Linked DNA regions of Homo sapiens: region 2 is linked to region 1. The links are chromatin loops, found by intact Hi-C in ENCODE. Cell type or tissue: Calu3. All regions are shown on one strand. Links, peaks and the distances in the headings refer to the core of each region. The heading gives the core; the rest is flanking DNA. Region 1 overlaps LOC124902515 (a long non-coding RNA gene). Region 2 has its middle 86 kb from the start of LINC01153.

Region 1 (2,819 bases), core at 170-2,669:
CCAATTAATTAGCAATTTGTTTTAATAAAGTGGAGATGGTTTCAGTGAATCCATTGTTGGTTGATGCCACTGAGCACTGCCAGGGAATTCTATGTCTCCATCCTGGATGAGGCTACCATCTTGGACCTTGATCTTCTGGGATACCGATGAGCTTTGAGCAGACCAAAGTGTCTGACTAAAGTGACAGATTAAGATATGTGAATGACCACCTTCTCCTAAAATGCACTGAATTTTAAAAAATTAGTTGTAAGTCTTTCTCCCTAAAATTTCTGTTAAGCCCCTGACACTTGGTATCTACTACTTGCCAGGGCATGTTCAGAGGACCAGGTAGCAGCAAACGAAGGCAGAGCTCTGGGGAGTGGCCCCTTCTGAGATGCCTGGGGCTTTGTGGTTGTGTTGCTCATGGTGGTTTTCATGATACCCACACAGTGGTATCATGGTTTCGGCTAGTCATTTTGCCCATGCCGTGTAAGTCGGGCTCTGCTCTGATCGATGTTTCTGAAACCCTGTCATGTGTTAGGTTTGAGCTTCACTGATGGCAAGATACAGAGAAAAAGAGTACAAATTTGAGGGTCAGAGAGACAGTTGTTCAAGCCCCCAGCTCACTCACTCACTAGACAATTGTGTTTCACAAGTTCTATAATCTTTCTGAGCCTTGGTGTCTGCATCTATAAAACAGGGTTAATAATACTACTTACCTCCAGATTGTCTTGTCAACCTTCTAAACTATCAAGCACTTGCCTGTGTTAACTGTTACTGTAGTATCCAATATAGGTGTGTCTCCTATTTCTATGGACTGTTTGAAAATATGCATGTGTGTGGGCACATGCACACCCACACACACACCCACACACACATACACACACATTCTGTCAATACTGGGAATGAACCAAAATAATTTTAGCTTTGAACTATTTCCTTCTCAGTTGAATGAGTCATTGCCCATTATCTTTATGATACAATAATGCAAAATGCCAGTGAAAGGAGCCGGTGTTTGTTTCAATGGACGATTAACCCTTCAGGTATGATTTTCCTTGTGTTGCTATTGAATTTTACATTAATTTTAAATTAAGGAAATACTTAAAAGGTAATAGCCAAGAGAACAAAAATGCTCTGTTAGTCCCATGGCAGTCATGAGAACTCCTGGCAGACCTGAATGGGATGACTGTGTAGTTACAAGCTGTGGGTTGCTGTTTGTGCAAGCACTTACCAGGTGCCTGTTTACATCTGACTGTGATGAAGGCCTGGCCCCTTCCCCAGAGGGTCATGGCCTGCAGGAGGAAGTCACACTGACATGGTTGCAGAGCTGAGTCCAGGTACAGAGTTCTGGATGCTGATTTTAAATACACCCTCTTTGTGTTTTCTTTCTTTTCTTCTTGGATTTCCTCTGTAGGGTTTTGATCACACCTTCTAGACATCATTAAAGGCAGTTCTTTTTCTCTCTACCTGAGATGCTTCCCCAGGCATATCATTAATGAGTGAGTTTAGTTTTAACTCCCATCTTTGAATCCACACAGCTTCAAGAGGGAATTTTCTAAAAAGACAAATCTGGTCATGGCTCTTGCCTGTTTAATATTTCTCCTGGCTACGGCAGTTTTATTTTGTAATTTAATTGTTATTTTAATTAAAGTTATACATTAACATAGGTTTTCTTTTTAAAAGGCAGAGTAGTACTAGTTTATAAAGAAAACAGCTGGCTCTTCCCTGTTCTTCCCAAACCCCAGGAGGAGCTATTTTTCACTTTTTCACAGTTTCTTCTCACACTTCCCAATATACACTTACACTCTGTGGTTGGCAGAATAGTTGTCCTTCCTAACCCAAAGGTGTCCATGTCCTAATTCCCACAACCTGTGAATATGTTAGTTTATATGGCAAAGGGGAATTAAGGCCACCAGTGGAATCACGGCTGCTAATCAGTTGACTTTAAAATAGGAAGATTATCCAGGATTCTCTGGATGGAGCCAATGTAATCATAAGGGACCTTAAAAGTGGAAGAAGAAAGCAGAAGTTAGAACTCAGACTTGATACATCATCACTGGCTCTTTGCCATGAGCCAAGTGATGTAAGCAGTCTCCAACAGTTCAAAGAGCAAAGAAACGGTTTCTCCTCAGAGTCTCCAGAAAGAAACAGAGCCCGGCTGACCCCTTGATTTTGCCTGGATGGTCACTCTAGTGAGACCTGTTTTAGACTTCTTCTTCTTCTTTTTTTTTTTTTGAGACGGAGTTTCCTTCTTGTTGCCCAGGCTAGAGTGCAATGGTGCGATCTCAGCTCACTGCAACCTCCACGTCCCGGGTTCAAGTGATTCTTCTGCCTCAGCCTCCTGAGTAGCTGGGATTACAGGTGCCCGCCACCACACCTGGCTAATTTTTGTATTTTTAGTAGAGACAGGGTTTCACCACATTGGCCAAGCTGGTCTCGAACTCCTGGCCTTAGGTGATCCACCCGCCTCGGCCTCCCAAAGTGCTGGGATTACCAGCGTGAGCCACTGCACCCGGCCTAGACTTCTAAACTGAAGAACACTAAGACAAATTTGTGTTGTTGTAAGCTACTAAATTATTGGTAATTTGTTATGGCAGTGATAGAAAGTTAACATACACTTCAATTCCATGATTTTTTCTTTTGAGTTCTAGAGATTGTCTGTTGACCTGTTGTTGAAGGCAAAGATGTAACTTACACATGCCCTCTTTCCACCCTTCCTCCATTTCTCTTCTTCCACCCTCCCTGGTAGTTATATTATATTTTAGAATATTTAATGTGTAATACTTTCTTTATGGTAGTACATATTTTGAGCTGAGTCACGTAGTGTACTATGATTATGT
Region 2 (2,819 bases), core at 178-2,677, 66 kb after region 1:
CAAGAACAATGGCTTATGGAACCACTCCAAAGGAGTAGAAGTGGATCCTAATCAAGGAGCATTCCATACTCCTAGAGTTGGGAAAGTGGCAATTGATGCCTGGCTGGATTTCAAAGTGCTATGGACCCGTAACCGCCATGTGCCTCCCCTTCCTCCTCTTTTTGAATGGAATTGTTTATGGTGATTATCCTGTCCCTGTTTCACCAGGTATGTTGCAAAGTAGGGGGCAGGTACCACGTCTCTTTAGTTTATAGGCCTCTGCTTCAAGGGGAGATGTGGCCATAGTGCTGCACCTGTAGAAAAGCAGCCAAGGCACCTCATCTGTATCTGCATTTAGAGGATTGAGATCCTTGACTTTGAGACCAAGACTGACACCATAATGGGATACAACCTTTGGGCAAGCAGTGAATATATTTTGTATGTGAAAACAAAGAAAATAGTTTTTGCAGCCCTTTCTATTAGAATATGGAATCTATTTCATCATGCCTTTATGCCTAGACTGGCCTCATGATTTCCTTTGGTCAATAGAATGTGGCAGAGGTGACATTAAGGAGCTCCAGAGTTTGGGCATAATGAAGCCCTGATACTGTTGCCACCATGTAAGAAAACCCGAGCTACTGAATGTTGAGGTATCACATGAAGAGAGAGGCCTGGCCAAGTACCATGGCGCCAGACAGGTAGGTAAATTAGGTCATTTTAGACCCCCCAGACCCGGCTGAGGGGCCAGCTGAATGAGGCCACACAAATGAGCCTCAGTTGAGCCTTTCAGTTGAGACTAGAAAAACAACCACCCCATCAACCCACAGAGCCATGAGAAGCAATACATGGTGGTTTTAAGCGACTATATTTTGGGTGGTTTTTCACACAGCAATAAATATCAATAAATAACTGATACACTTTCCAACTGATTATTTTTACGTTCACACCCAAGTGAAGGAAATTCAGGAAGAAAAGCATGTTCTTGCCACCTATGGGAAAGGAATTATTGCATACAGATTATAATGTAACTCCTTTCTCTCTGTTAAAGTCTACCATAGTCACAGGCACTATACCAATCTGAATGTAAATCCAGGATCATAAAAACCTATTTGGATCCAACAGCTGAACAGAAGAGTTCTAAACCCACAGATGATGTCATTTGTTTATTTTCTTTAATTAATATACACTTGTATATTTATTATTTTAAAATGAACCCAGGGACCTTTCTTCCAAATCAGGGGTAAGAGTTTCCTTCCCAGAACCTACCTGGGGAAACCTGGAGAGATGTATTTAACTCAGAAAATATTGGTTAGCCATGCCAACTGAGAAAAAAACATTAGTCAGCTGTAACAACATTGTCACTGCAATGAAGGCAAAGAGGAATTTGAGGTCATTGTTTAAGAGTGTGGCTGACTGCAATACTTGCTACTAGAAAATTAAAATACAGCTTGACGCTTGAATAAAAGTCTCCATGAGTGAACAGAGCTTTCTTCTTTTCATTGAAAAAACATATAATTCATATAAGCAGTGATGAATTTCCTGGTCACTACATTTTAACAGAATGAGGGCACATCGAAGCTATAGGAATGTTCAGCCAGCCGCTGGGGGTTTCATGTGTTTACTGGCTTCCTGCCCACAGCTGGAACTTAGGCAAGTCCTTTTGGTTTGTGCCTCTGTTTCTGTTTGTAAGAAGACACAACTTGTCCCCCAGGGCTTGGCCCATTTGAACCTGGATGTTCTTAGCATGGAAGAGCTTAACTGGTAACTCTAGGATTAAATGCCATTTCAAAGATTCCCTTGGCATTACTCATTCTTCCTTACTAGAGTTCAAGGTGCAACTCTGCCACTTGCTGTGAGACCTTGAGCAAGTTATATAACCTCTGAATCTCAGTGTCTTGTCAATGAAGAAAAATGATTCCTGTCCCCTTACCGGATGGATTGGAAGAATAGAGATAATATGGGTACAACCCCTTAAATGGTTCCTGGCATGTAATAGTACTTCTCTTATAGGGTTTTTATGAGAACTCAATAAGTTAATATTTGTAAAGCACTTAGAATACTGGCTTGCATATGGAAGAGTTTGTTAAATAAAATAAATAAAAATCTAGACTCTGTTGCAATCAATGGAGCCAGCCCTCAGGAGTTTGGCTTCCGTTGTCAAAATGAAGCACAGAGTCAAAAGCCTGATTACTTCAGATCAAGACCAGAAGTCAGAATACAAGTATTCCCAGGTATTCCATATAACCCATGCACATGGATGCCTGCTGTATGCACCAGCTGGGCACTCCAGGTTGCATCGGGGAGGATAGTAGCAGTTAAGACGAAGGAGAGATTAACAAACTGCTACTTGGGTGGCCTAAGATGGCCTCTGTTGTGGTCATTGGTGTTGCTGGCAGCACCCATTCCCCTTTCTTCCACTTACTTTAGGGAGCTACCCAGTTCCAAGGGACCCAGTGTTGGCAGAACTGCCCATCAAGGTGTGTCATCCTTTATCTGACCAAGAGCGAGCATGTGACCCACCTGGATCAATCAGAAGCTGTCTCTCCCTGGGCTCAGAATCTCCAGCTAGTGGTACTGAGACTCCTGGACACTGTGGTTCTGGCCACTCTCTGAAGCCGTTTAAAACCTCAGGGGATGGGACTTGAAAATTTGCACCTTTATCAAGGGCCCTGATGATTCTTAAGCTATGAGTTGGAAGACTGGCTTCTGGTAGCCACTGATAAAGTCCACGACCAGACTGAAGAATTACCAGAAAGTCACACCTTAAATCAACACTTTTTAAACTGCCAGCTGGTTAGTGAAATTGATCACTGGGTGGTATCCAGCACTTTTAAAATGAA

Evidence for each region. Peaks named below come from ENCODE experiments on the same cell type or tissue, not always from the same donor. Only the 100,000 strongest peaks of a DNase experiment are listed, where the experiment ranks them.
Region 2: it touches region 1 in a loop (2.8-fold over the local background); 2 of 110 quality-filtered maps call a loop at or near these places.

Annotation. Positions count from the first base shown.
Region 1 is chr10:121,157,467-121,160,285 of GRCh38, reverse strand. The region is part of intron 1 of LOC124902515 (a long non-coding RNA gene); the gene reads left to right. Among named protein-coding and RNA genes, the nearest start is that of LINC01153, 20 kb to the left of the region's middle. RefSeq lists an enhancer at 174-1,373. In Calu3, for the core only: no CTCF peak of the experiment used is centred there; DNase peaks (open chromatin) are centred at 415, 855, 1,225 and 2,085.
Region 2 is chr10:121,091,425-121,094,243 of GRCh38, reverse strand. No RefSeq gene overlaps it. Among named protein-coding and RNA genes, the nearest start is that of LINC01153, 86 kb to the left of the region's middle. In Calu3, for the core only: no CTCF peak of the experiment used is centred there; a DNase peak (open chromatin) is centred at 1,643.